4 separate regions of the Homo sapiens genome follow, and regions 2, 3 and 4 are each linked to region 1. The links are chromatin contacts, found by Hi-C in ENCODE. All regions are on one chromosome and are shown on one strand. Each heading gives the region's core, a stretch centred on a gene start or an enhancer-like site at or near the end of the contact. The rest is flanking DNA. Distances are from core to core; before and after follow the strand shown.

Region 1 (3,308 bases), core at 142-2,641:
GTCAAGAGACTATGGCAGTCATGAGCATTGCTTGAAAAAAAAAAAAAAAAAAAAAAACCTCCCTGTGATGAAATTGACCCAAATGACTCAAATCAGAAGAACAGACCCAGGAGTAGAAAAGCCACAGATGAAGAACAGTAACAACAGCAACAACAACAAAACACTGGTGAGCATTCAACCATTACAATGCCACCTTAGGACTAAACAATGGGGCAAGGGGGCATGGATGATTGTTAAAGAAATGTATAACTATTAGGCATCTGGCAAAATAAAAATTATGTAAGTGAAAAAAAATCAAGTGTGAGGAAGTGGAGAGGAAATGTAAAGTAATTATAGAGTATTTCTATAAAAACATGCAGTTAACCCTTGAGTTTTCGTAACTTTTTTCTGTGCATTAAATTGTGTGTGTGTATGTTTTCAAGTATGTTAACTTGTAACCGCTGGTCAGAATGTCATTTTGTTTCACTTCTGCTTTTTCTTCTGTTACATCCAAACAAAATTACATAGCTCTTACTGGAAAGAAAAGGTCATATGTTATCATTTTAAATGAACCCATTACCCTCTATCTAGCCTTCTACCAGTGTATGTGCATACAGAGATATCCAGAATGATGGTCACCAACTGTAAACACAATAGCGGGATATTGGATGATTTCTTTTCTTCTTTGCGCTGTTTTCTGTTGCTTTATTTTTTTTTTAATGAGCCTATGTTTTTATACAAGCCGTAAAATCATTGCTGTTAATCTCAACTATTGATCAGTAGTGTCATCAGTATTCTAATTGCGTCATAGTCATTGTTTTTTAAATTGTAGTGTTGACAAACACCAGAAAGAGCCCTTGACAATATTTTTGCAACTCATCTCTAAGGTGCTGGCCGCTGCCCAGAGGCCAAAGACATGGGCTGTGGAAAACATCAGCTCTTGTAATAAGGTGCCTTTGCCTTCTTATTGAATCATAAATCAAAACACAATAGTGGACTGATGAGCATGAAGTAGACTGACCTGAATCCCTGTGATGCTGATGGATGGGAGTATAGTGTACTGTGCTGTCAAACAAATGTCTGAACCTAGCAAATGACTTTGGATGTTTGGAGTCCGTCTCAATCTCTGCACTTGGCTGCTGTGAGTGCCTTTCACTTCCTCCATTGCGATTCTCCTGCCTCTGGGCCTTTGCACATGCAATTCTCTCTTCTCGAGATGCGCCACGCCCTGTTCCTCCTTCATCACCCAGCTCCTCCTCCTAGTGTTCAGGGCTTAGCTTTAGCCTCCTTCCCCTGGAAGGCCTTCCCTAATGAAGTTAGGAGCTCCTCTGTATAACCAAAGGCACTGCTCACTGGTTTTGCTGGGCACATTTATAACCATTCACTCAATGTCATGCTTCTTAGCAGACTGGCCTCAGGCAAATAAGAATCTAGTTCAGGAAGTGTAAGGTCAGATTTCCTCGTTGCCCCGTCTCATACTTCCTGTTCCTCTTCTGGGCTCTGCCAGAACGGTAACTCCACTCTTGTGGCCTCTGCTATGAACAAACCCCGCTCTCTTCCCTTCCTGCTACCCTATGGCCTCTTAGGTTTATTTTGTTCTCAGCAGCCCTCTTGGCTCTGGCTTCTGTTAGCAGCTACACGTTTTCTCGGTAATATTTCAAGTTCAACCTCATCGGCGAGGGTAGCTGTTTGGTTTAGCCTTTGTCCTCTAGCACGTGCCTTTCCTGCAGGGAGGGGCATTCCCAGCCTTGGAACAGGCCCCATCACTAAGGCCACAGACAGTGCCAGAGGGAGCTGGGGTCTGTGCAGCCATTCTTGAATTCCCCCAGAATGCCTTGCCTGGCCTTGAGTAAAAGGGATAGAAGTGAAAAAAGCCTGTTACAAAGCAGCATGTACGAGGTAACCCTTCATGTGTGTTTTATATATCAAAGAAAATAGACTAGTTATTATCAATGAGTTTTTCTGGTGGGATTTCTAGTTATTTTTATTTTGTTGCTTTCAAAGTTTCTGTAACAGGCAGGGTGCTGTGGCTCACGCCTGTAATCCTAGCACTTTGGGAGGCCAAGGCAGGTGGATCACCTGAGGTCAGGAGTTCAAGACCAGCCTGGCCAACATGGTGAAACCCTGTCTCTGCTAAAAATACAAAAATTAGCTGGGCATGGTGGCAGTTGCCTGTAATCCCAGCTACTTGGGAGGCTGAAACAGGAGAATCACTTCAACCCAGGAGGTGGAGTTTGTAGTGAGCCAACATCATGCCATTGCTCTCCAGCCTGGGTGACAGAGTGAAACACCGTCTCAAAAAAAAAAAAAAAAAAAGTTTCTGTAAAAACATTTTCACAGATACTTAACAGCATTGAAGCCCTGAATCATGGCGTTGTACAGAGCAGCCCCCAGGAAGAAGACAAGAGCCAATTGGCTCTGCCATTTGGAAGCATTGCCTTCTTCTCCCCACGATTCTCATTTCTGCCCCCAAATGATGTGTTTGTTGCCTTGCTCATTTCACCGGGGTGTCTTTTTCCTCCTCAGGTGACAGATTGACTGGGATCCCCTCGCACATCCTCAACAGCTCCCCATCAGACCGGCAGATTAACCAGCTGGCCCAGAGGCTGGGCCCTGAGTGGGAGCCCATGGTGCTGTCTCTGGGACTGTCCCAGACGGATATCTACCGCTGTAAGGCCAACCACCCCCACAACGTGCAGTCGCAGGTGGTGGAGGCCTTCATCCGTTGGCGGCAGCGCTTCGGGAAGCAGGCCACCTTCCAGAGCCTGCACAACGGGCTGCGGGCTGTGGAGGTGGACCCCTCGCTGCTCCTGCACATGTTGGAGTGATGGTGCCTCCAGCAACCGCTGGGGAGTGTGTCCCTGAGTCATGTGGGCTGAATCCTGACTTTCACTCAGAGCAGGTGGTTTTTTGTGTAGGTTTGTTTTTTATTTTTGATGATCTTCAGATGGAAGGAGAAAACAGGGTTTCCACTAGACATTACTTGAAAGGCCAGATTACTCAGCAGATCTCCCATGTTGGCTCAACAATTCTTTGTTTTTAATTGCTTGAAGATTGCATTGTTGTAATTGTTCAGTTTTTAAATGTGTAATGGCATTTTAATAGACTAGTAAATCACAGTGGTTCAAAATATATATCCATATATATATATATCCATATATATATCTCATGTCATCACATTACAGGCAGGTGTCTCATATGTAAAACATTTACCTGAATGTTGTCTGAGGACTGAACTGTGGACTTTACTATTCATAATGATAAAATAATAAAATGCGAATTACTATATATAATGTGCCTCACTCATGAGAAAGTACCGTGTTGGGTTT
Region 2 (3,459 bases), core at 3-2,502, 1.1 Mb before region 1:
TAAGTAAATGATGTTCTAGTAAGATCAATATGAGAGAATTAAAGACTAATATAAAGTTTATCACAAGGCCAACATCTATAAGTTAGACCTTTTTTTCTTTTCCTCTAAGGGCAGTGGTTCTCAAATTTTAACCCATGTAAGAATCACCTGGAAGTCTTGTTAAACACAGACTTCTGGCTGGGCACAGTGGCTCACACCTGTAATCCCAGCACTTTGGGAGGCCGAAGTGGGTGGACCACCTGAGGTCAGGAGTTCGGACAGCCTGGCCAATATGGTGAAACCCCGTCTGTACTAAAAATACAAAAGTTAGCCGGGCCCTGGTGGTGTGCACCTGTAATCTCAGCTACACAGGAAGCTGAGGTAGGAGAATCGCTTGAACCCAGGAGGTGGAGGTTGCAGTGAGCTGAGATCGTGCCACTGCACTCCAGCCTGAGTGACAGAGTGAGACCCTGTCTCAAAAAAAAACCACGGACTTCTGACCCCATCCCAGAGTTCCAGGGGTTGGAGAGCATGGAGGGGGAAGATTTTTCCTTTCTAACAAGTTCTCAAGTCATAGTGATACTGCTGGTCCAGGGACCCTACTTTAAGAACTACCGACCTCAGGGAACCTTCACAGTAAGTATCTGTAATGAGTCCAATCAATGAAAACTTCAGTGAATTAGACTTCATTAGAATTACTTCAACTTTGTTTTGGGAAAGTCTATAGACATTTTTGTTTAATGCTGCATACATATGCATTATCTCCACCTAGGCATCAAATAAATATTCTTTGGGGTACTGATCTAATGAGAATACTGGTAGATATAAATGCTCTTCCATTTGCATTTTAATTATTTGAAAACTAATGTTCACAAATTCACTCCCTGGTGCTCTAATCATTTCCTCTACTATTCAATGCTTATCAAAGCAAGTCATTAATAAAATAGATCAACACAAAATGTTTTATGATGTGAAGAAAGTAGAGTCCCAAAGAATGCATCTCACAACCTTAGAGAAAATAAATGAAATAGAAACCTAGAACTGCTTCACTGAACTATGAGTGATGATTTGTTGAATGCCTCAAGAGGAAGTAAAAAGTTACATTTGCATCATTTCTGTATTTGATCAGCCGTTGTTTACCTGACTTGTTCTTAGGCTGCCTTAGATTCTGAGCTGGCTTCCCTTTAGGCTTTTTCATAAACAAATAACTGGAAATGTCTCTAAGGAGGGGAGAGACCAGTTCCTCATTGCAGCTGGTAGCAAGGTTGCTTTCACTCAGCCAGGAGGACGCATTGTTACAGGTGTGGAACTTGTTGCTCCGAGCCCTCGCCTGGCAGCTCACTCTGGATCTGCGGGTTCTGAGGAGCCTCGGGACCCACCTGGGTGCAGTTGCCTTCAGGGACAGACCATCTTACAGGTATTAAAGGCAACATTCAGCTGCTTTCTGGGTTTCTCTCTTGCACTTTCCTTTTGTCCTATTGCTATCAGTTTCGCTTGTTTTGCTGATCTCTCCAGGTCTCATTAGAATTAGTGAATCATTAACCTGCAATGGTTTCATTTCTAGTACAGTGAGATGGCTTCCCCAACAGTGTGGGTGGGTGTTTGCTGGATTCTCAAAGCTTGGAAGGTCAAAGGTTGGTGAATTTTCTTTATGGTGACCATGTATTAATTTCCTCTTTTAAACATAAAGAAGAGTTAGCATGAATGGATTGACTTGTTAACTTTTGATTCTACCAGATCCACTGGGTGTAGTCATTTAGGGAAAGCTTCCCAGGAGCCTTAGCCATTATCTCATTTAATTTCTGCAACAGGCCTGTGAGGGAGGTTCTTTGATGTCCTCTTGGTAAATGCTGCATGGCAGTTGGCAGAGGAGAAGTGGCTTGTCCTAGGTCACACAGCCAATTGGCGGTGATACTGGAAGAGAAACCAGACCCATTTCTTCTGGTGCTTGAGCTCTTCCTGCCTTTCTGCAAACCACCTCCCTAAGCCCTGCTGTTTTTAAAGTTTCTCCATTTCCGCAGTGCATCATGTCGGCAGTTACTATTGCCTTGGTTCCAATATTTAAGACAGTGGCTAATAAATAATTCTTACCGATGTGAATCCTATTGGCCATAAATAACTTCCTACCAGCAGCTACACCCCTGTGTCTGAACGACTACAAAGGAAACCCAAAGCCGTATCCTAACCCCTCAAAAGAGGAGAGGAAAAGGCCAGAAGGACAGAGGGGAAACCCAAAGACTAAGAAATCTGATCTAACTATTATGCAAGTGCCTATGCAAATATACTGAATTCCTTTAACATTGTTGCTGCCTAGAACTTGGACAGTCTTCTAAAGGAGAAAAATAATAGAACGGCCCTGATTGTATGTATGTGTGAAAGTACCTATTGATTCAAAATTAGCTGGGTGGGGTGGTAAGCATCCATAGCCCCAACTACTCAGGAGCACTGCAGCATGAGGATTCTGTGAGGCTAGGAGTTTGAGGTTACAGTGCGATATGATCACACCTCTGCACTCAGCCTGGGCGACAGAGCCAGACTCCATCTCTAAAAAGAAAAAAAAAAAGAAAGAAAGTACCTATAGATTTGATGCTCAGCTCAGCATTTGTTTGTTGGGAGAATGAGGAACTGGCCTCTCCATGTAGCAACAATGTACCTTATTTTATCAATGGTAGGGAGGGACCATTTCATACCTCTCCAGCAATGTTGGTATCAACCTTCAGAGCAGCCTCCAGGAATTACCAATCTAAAACCAAAACTAGTACAATCTCACCTTAACTGAACATAAGTTTCCTAAACTGGCATTGCCCTCTTTCCTCCACTCTGCAAAAAAGGGTACCTCATGGGTTTTAGTTCTACATGTGAAGTTCTATAACAATTGAGTCCTCAGCTCAAAATAAAGCAAACACAACATTAAGAATTTTAGATTTCTTTTGTGAATAAGAGTTGAATTGACGTTAGTTTGCATCTAAGTTGTTCCTCAAACAACTCACCAGTCTGAAATCCAGTACCTGTTAGTTTCATTTGGCATTTTAAAAAGGTTTTTATAGAGATGGGGTCTCACTATGTTGCCCAGGCTGGTCTTGAACTTCTAGGCTCAAGGGATCCTCCCGCCTTTGCCTCCCAAAGTGCTCGGATTACAGGCATGAGCCTCTGTGCCTGGACTTACTTGACCTTAAACAAGGTAAGAGTCAGGGAGTAAAATAAGAGACCACAAAGTCCCCAAAATCAATGTCAAGTCACAACATTGTCATGACAATGTCATAACATTGAGCTCCTCCTCTACTGATAGGAATAGATCTAACAACCTATTAATTATCTATTCACAAGGTTGTTGGACTTCTATGACTGACACAGATTAAAAGAAACAAAGAGGAGAGAGTGGTTGCCATAGGCAAGTACAAAAAGCATAGTGAGAAGTAAGGAATAAAAATTAGGGAGTACATTGGTGTGGGGCCATTTGGTGTGGGAGTGAATATTCAG
Region 3 (3,126 bases), core at 168-2,667, 1.3 Mb after region 1:
TCTCGATCTCCTGATTTTGTGATCCACCCGCCTCGGCCTCCCAAAGTGCTGGGATTACAGGCATGAGCCACTTAGCACCGGCCTTGTTCTCTGAACTTTTGTTCAAACTCCTCTATCCCTCAAAAACGAAAAAAGGGCTGAACACAATCCTGCCTGTAGCACTTTGGGAGGCTGAGTGGGGGTGGATCACCTGAGGTCAGGAGTTCAAGACCAGCCTGGCCAATATGGTGAAAGGTCATCTCTATCTTAAAATTAAAAAAGATGGCCAGACGTGGTGACTCACGCCTGTAATCCCAGCACTTTGGGAGGGTGAGGTGGGTGGATCACTTGAGGTCAGGAGTTTAAGACCAGCCTGGGCAACATGGTGAAACCCTGTCTCTACTAAAAATTAAAAACTTAGCTGGGCATGGTGGCGCATGCCTGTAGTCCCAGCTTCTTGGGAGGCTGAGGCACAAGGATCGCTTGAAGCCGGGAGGCGGGGGCTGCAGTCAGCCGAGATCGTGCCACTGCACTCCAGCCTGGGTGACAGAGCGAGACCCTTTCTCAAAAAAAAAAAAAAAAAAAAAAAACACAACAACAATAAAGGAAAAGAAAAGAAAAAGTCACAATGCTAAGTGATTGAGAGTTTACCTGCACTCTCTAAATATTGGTATCTGGTGGATGCTTCAGGTACCCCCAAGAAATTTGCTTGTTCTGACTGCTAGCTGCGAAGCATTTGACAAACCCTAGACACAGGTATTTGTCTTCTCCTGTCATCCTGTATGTCAGGCAGCAGTAGCCATTGCATTTCAGAGGAGTAGCACACCCCAGGATGACTCTTGTGGTCCTCTGATTTTGGGAAGTCAGACATTTGGTTTGAGTCCTTGACATTCATGGACGTAAGCAAAATTATAAAGGTTGTCAGAAACACCTAGGTTCAAATCACAGCTCCACTGCTTACTACTCGTGTAACCTTAGATGTGTTATTGAACCTCTCTGAGCCTCCATTTTTCTAATCTGGAAGATCAAGATAATATCCACCCCACAAAGTTATCATAGAACTTAAAAGAGAAAATAAATATAAAACGAAACATGAGCACTGTGACTGATGCAGAGTAATAAATGATTCTGGCCACTACTCCACCTGCTCCTAAGATCCTAGTTGATTTCAGTGGTATGGACAATTGGAAACAGACTGCCTGGTTTCAAATCCTGGCTCTGCTAGTATAGCTGAGTGGCTTTTCTCAGCATAGAATGGGTATAATAACGACAACTTGCCTTACAGGTTGCTGTGAAGATGAAACGAAGTACTACACATAAAGTCTTTATGATGGTGCCTGGCATACAGTAAGTGTTACAAAAGCGTTTGCTTCTATTTTTATTAGATCAAAGGTTAGGTCTGAGAAGACAGTGTCTCATTATTTAGATTGTGCAGTGGAGCATGCTATGACTATTGGCATCTCTCCCTTCACCAGTCAAACCTTCCCAAATACCCACTTCCGCCACTCAGTCAGTAACTCAGTAATGTATTTTTATGAGTCATAGAGTTTCAGGTTTCCTCAGCACTTGAATTACATTATGGCAACATATTAAGTCACTGCAGGTTCCGGTCTGGGGCAAGGTGGTATCATAAATAATAATGGATTTCTTTTCCCGCCCTCCCTCCATTCTTTCTGAGATGGAGTCTTGCTCTATCACCCAGGCTGGAGTGCAGTGGAGTGATCTCGGTTCACTGCAACCTCCACCACCCAGGTTCAAGTGATTCTCCTGCCTCAGCCTCCCAAGTAGCTGGGATCATAGGCACATGCCACCATGTCTGGCTAATTTTTTTGTATTTTTAGTAGAGATGGGGTTTCACCATGTTGGCCAGGCTGGTCTCAAACTCCTGACCTCAGGTGATCCACCCGCCTTGGCCTCCCAAAGTGCTTGATTACAGGCGTAAGCTACTGCACCCAGCCCATAACAATGGACTTAAAAGCAAAAGACTTCGATTTGCATCCTGGCTGTGTCAAATATGTATCCGTAAGACAGCAACTCCATTTTTCTGTAATTTAGTTTCCTAATTTTTAGAAGGAGATTACACCTACCTCATAGGTTTGTTAGAACCTTTAAGTGACACCTACAAATTTCCTAATAACCTATAAAGCACTAGTTGTTCTTAAAAACAATTTGAAATAGCCACTTAAAAAATGATCAGCAAAGCACTTTCACCATTGTTATTCTATTCAGAAGAACATTTTAATCTCTGTGCTTCTAGCATACTGTTGCCTCTGCTCTCAGCCACTTCCTTGCATGGTAAATCAAGAGTAAAACTGCACGGTATTGGGAAAGAAGAAAAAGAAGAACAAAAAGTCAGTAGCTAACCTAAGTGCAAAAAGTGTTGGCAATATCTTTCCCTGTTATACTCACAAAAATCTATGTTTATGTATTCTTAAAAATAGGCCGGCACAGTGACTCACACCTGTAATCTCAGCACTTTGGGAAGCTAAGGTGGGAAGATTGCATGAGCTCAGGAGTTCAAGATCAGCCTGGGGAACATATGGAGACCCCATCTCTAAAAAAAAAATTTTTTTTTTTGAGACAGAATCTCTCTCTGTCACCTAGGCTGGAGTGCAGTGGTGGGATCTTCGCTCACTGCAACCTCCGCCTCCTGGGTTCAAGCAATTCTCCTGCCTCAGCCTCCTGAGTAGCTGGGACTACAGGTGCCTGCCACCATACTTGGCTAATTTTTGTATTGTTAGTAGAGATGGGGTTTAATCATGTTCATGTTAGCTAGGCTGGTCTCAAACTCCTGACCTCAAGTGATCTGCCCAGCTCAGCCTCCCGAAGTCCTGGTATTACAGGGGTGAGCTACCACACCTGGCATACAAAAAAATATTTTTAAAGTTAGCCGGGTATGGTAGTGCATGCCTGTGGTCCCAGCTACTCAAGAGGCTGAGGTGGGAGAACTGCTTGGGCCATGGAGGTGGAGGCTGCAGTGAGCCGTGATTGTGCCACTGCATTCCAGCCTGGGTGACAGAGTGAGATGCTGTCTCAAAAAAAACCAAAAACCAAAATTTTCCTGACATTCCCTAGCAAGCAGACTCAGAATGAGAAAAAAAAAAAAAAAAAGAAGAAGAAAAAATTTACCTGGCTGAGAGAATGAAG
Region 4 (3,388 bases), core at 621-3,120, 1.9 Mb after region 1:
GATCACTTGAGCTCAGGAGTTCAAGACCAGCCTGGGGAACATAGTGAGACCCTGTCTATACTAAAAATAAAAAATTAAAAAATTAGCTGGGCATGATGGCACATGCCTGTAGTCCCAGCTACTCAGAAGGCTGAGGCAGGAGAATTGCTTGAGCCCAGGAGTTTGAGGCTGCAATGAGCCATGTTCATGACACTGCACTCCAGCCTGTGCGATAGAGTGAGACTCTGCCTCAAAAAAAAAATAAAATAAAAAATAATCGTAGCTTCTCTTTTTTTGATGAATTTCAATATGTGTTATTTAATCTTTTTAAAGGATTGCCTTAGTATGATTATTATGTTATGACATATCTATTTTCTCTATTTCTCTCACTTCTTAAACTCTGGTTTTACTTCTTGGATTAAAAAAAAAAAAAAAAGCTGAGATTAAAGTTTCCCAACTATTACTGCCAAGTTACTGTTCTATTTAAAGTGTGGTTTCCACAAACAGTTACTTCATATTGATTCTATGCTGGAATCATTCACAGTTGCTTTCAATATAAAACAAGGATGTCTATGTTGTTTATATGGTATAAAATGAACTCACGTGACTTTGCCAAACCTACAATTTGAAAGAAAAAGCCCACAAGTTACTATTTGAAGAGACCTCAATAACCTTTGGGAAGGAATGGACTGGTTCACAGGCACGAGAATAAACAAATGAAAGGTGCTTATGTTTTCTTACATGTGTAATTGTGGTAAGGTATTCTGGATTTAATTAGTGTAAAAATTGTACTTGAAAGATAGACTGAAATGGAAGCATCACTATACAGGAGGTAAAATGAAATAACTGTTTAAGAGAGATCAGTGCAAACGGAAATGCAGAGACTCTTCCTGAGAGCATCATGAGAAGGGGCTATTTGAGTAGAATGTGAAGAATGGCAATAGAGACTGAGGCAAGAGAGTCATCCACCCAAAGCACCTGCATCTCCAACAGCTGAGTAGTTTTCACCTAAGCCAGAAAGAAGGAAAAAAAAAAAAAGATCTGGATGATATAACCCTTTCTTTACAAAGATAGCTGGTTCATTTGGGTAGGTAGCCATGAAACCAGATGCTATCTTGGTAAATGCTTGGTTTGGGTTTTAGGGCAGAGAGACCAAGTTTATTTTTATTCACTCTGTGCTAAAGGGCAATTGACTACATTTATTTTGGCCCATCAGGGAGGAAGGAAGGGCATGCCAATCTTTCAAGAGGTTGTTTACTTTGACAGAGAATGAATTCTGCTTTCTTTTCCATTTTCTGATTTTCCTTTTAATATGGAGAAAGACTATGTAATAGTTTAAAATATGTGTCTTGGCATAAAAGTCAATAAATTTATTGTAAAGGAATTAACTGGTTGTTTCCTAAAAGGAGTTAATTCTGTTCTACAGGCATTTCTTTAAACACCTGTTTCAAACAGTGTATTCTTCTAAAGTGAGGATTTTTTTTTTTTTTTTTTTTTTTTTTTTTTTTTTTACTTAGGGTCTCAGTCTGCCACCCTGGTTGTGTAGTGCAGTGGTGTGATCATGGCTCACTGCAGCCTCAAACTCCTGGGCACAAGTGGTCCTCCTGCCTGAGCCTCCTGAGTTGCTGGGACTACAAGTGCATACCATCATGCTCAGCTAATTAATTTTTTTTTAAAGAGAGCTTATGCTAGAGACAAGACTGCTATAAGCAGTGGTTTTCAAATGCTGAGCCAAGAGGCCAAAAGGCTGAATCAGAGTCACCAACGATGCTTTTTAAAGGAATGCAGATTTCTGTCCGGACGCCCTGTTGGAGATTCTGATTCAGTGTATTCTGGGCAGGACTCTAAGATTGCACATTTTGAGTAAGTGCTCCCTGGTGATTCTGACCCACAGCCAGGTTTGGGAACCAATGACTTGAGGTGAGAGAAGTGGGGCTGTGAAAGTGGAGGCAAGACCTTGTCCAAACCGTTCTACTTTTGACTCAGAGTCTGAGTCTGACTTCCTGATGAAAAATGACCTGAGAGTTTGAAACTGGCCGTGGTGAGAATGTTTCAACCACAGAAATTGCTAAATGGTGTGAATCAGGTCAGGGTTCCCTCCCACCACGAACCCTGCCGCAAAAGCCAGTACACAATTATCTAGGAAGGTTATTCTCTTTTTTCTTTCTTTCTTTTTCTTTTCTTCCCTTTCTTTTTTCTTTCTTTCTTTCTTTTTTTTTTTTTTTTTGAGACAGAGTCTCCCTCTGTTGCCCAGGTTGGAGTGCAGTGGTGCAATCTTGGCTCATTGCAACTTCTGCCTCCTCGGTTCAAGTGATTCTCCTGCCTCAGCCTCCCAAGTAGCTGGGACTACAGGCGCCCTCCACCATTCCCAACTAATTTTTGTATTTTTAGTAGAGACAGGGTTTCACCATGTTGGCTAGGCTGGTCTTGAACTCCTGACCTCAGGTGATCTGCCCACTTGGCCTCCCAAAGTGCTGAGATTACAGGTGTGAGCCACCACCCCTGCTGTCACATTTTAAAAATATGCCTGCTATAGAAAAATCTACCTGTGTTATAGGTTACCAAAGTCACATAGGTGACTTTAAAGGTTTCAAGTGAGTTACTCTAAAAGAGACTATCCACTTTTTGAACAGAGAGATGAGATTCCTCAAAGTACCTCAGTACACAGTGAGAATTACATTCCCCTTTTTCCTTCTGTGCCTGAGCAACGAGTCACTTTGAGCCTCCATTTCTGTTCTCAGCCCTAGGTTCAGCTGGAGAGATTCATGTTTTCCCTTGTGTTTACAGACCTTAAATGCACTGTCCTTTCAAAAATTTTTTTTTCCTAAGCTGTAGAAATAAATTCAGTTTCAGTGATCTCCCCAGTCTTAAAAAAACAAACAACATCCCTGGAATCCTCAGAAGTGATTTCTTGGCATGGTAATGTGTAGTTGATTGTGCTGGGTCCAACAGTAGACTCTGATTAAGGTTGAAATAAAGAGGAAGTGAGAACAGGGATGATTTAATTGCTCACAAGAAATAAATCTATTGGCTAGAAGATTTGGTTCAGGGCCTCGTTTCTTCAGGTTTGATGAATTTATAACCATTAAGTAAAAATGTACACATAAAACCATAGCATTTAGCATGGTGCTTCTCAGGAGAGTGGGAGGAAAAATCTCCTAGAACATTCGTGGAACCAGTAAGTCCTTGGCTTAACCTGGCAGGAAACTAGCTACCTAACTGCAAACAAAACCCCAAGATTAATGCCATCAATATTTGTTGAATGAATCAACATGCCCAGGTACGTATTTTATTACATGTATCATAGATGCTGTGAGGAAGAACATCATCAATTTGTTTCATTTTCTAGATCAACTCATTAAAAATGACTGAGATTAGAAAGCTGGACAAACTGGCTGGGCGCGGTGGC

The links. Hi-C counts contacts between places; a loop is a spot of excess contacts on that map. Pooled maps may share reads with other maps.
Region 2: a loop to region 1 is called in a map with no recorded cell type, with 11 times the contacts of the local background. The contact joins the promoter of PLEKHG7 here to the enhancer-like site in region 1. A Hi-C loop is called at or near these places in 2 of 37 single-sample maps with no recorded cell type and 4 of 50 pooled maps.
Region 3: a loop to region 1 is called in a pooled map, with 12 times the contacts of the local background. The contact joins two enhancer-like sites. A Hi-C loop is called at or near these places in 2 of 37 single-sample maps with no recorded cell type and 2 of 50 pooled maps.
Region 4: a pooled map shows a loop between it and region 1 (18-fold over the local background). The contact joins two enhancer-like sites. A Hi-C loop is called at or near these places in 2 of 37 single-sample maps with no recorded cell type and 4 of 50 pooled maps.

What each region holds. Positions count from the first base shown.
Region 1 is chr12:93,847,465-93,850,772 of GRCh38, forward strand. CRADD (CARD and death domain containing adaptor protein) reads left to right here. Exons shown (of 3, transcript NM_003805.5): 3 at 2,506-3,292. The coding sequence ends at 2,807. Among named protein-coding and RNA genes, the nearest start is that of CRADD-AS1, 110 kb to the left of the region's middle. RefSeq lists a silencer at 530-579 and an enhancer at 1,496-1,595. Within about 2 kb of position 1,392, at least 11 of the 41 ENCODE cell types and tissues checked have a DNase peak (open chromatin) inside an H3K27ac peak, as active enhancers do.
Region 2 is chr12:92,701,737-92,705,195 of GRCh38, forward strand. It overlaps PLEKHG7 (pleckstrin homology and RhoGEF domain containing G7), which reads left to right and starts at 1,253. Exons shown (of 17, transcript NM_001377329.1): 1 at 1,253-1,396. RefSeq lists an enhancer at 1,394-1,453.
Region 3 is chr12:95,101,899-95,105,024 of GRCh38, forward strand. It overlaps FGD6 (FYVE, RhoGEF and PH domain containing 6), which reads right to left. Exons shown (of 21, transcript NM_018351.4): 14 at 3,109-3,126. Among named protein-coding and RNA genes, the nearest start is that of NR2C1, 30 kb to the left of the region's middle. Within about 2 kb of position 1,418, at least 4 of the 41 ENCODE cell types and tissues checked have a DNase peak (open chromatin) inside an H3K27ac peak, as active enhancers do.
Region 4 is chr12:95,698,626-95,702,013 of GRCh38, forward strand. All of the region lies in intron 5 of NTN4 (netrin 4), which reads right to left. Among named protein-coding and RNA genes, the nearest start is that of NTN4, 90 kb to the right of the region's middle. RefSeq lists enhancers at 1,697-1,766, 1,817-1,866. Within about 2 kb of position 1,871, at least 6 of the 41 ENCODE cell types and tissues checked have a DNase peak (open chromatin) inside an H3K27ac peak, as active enhancers do.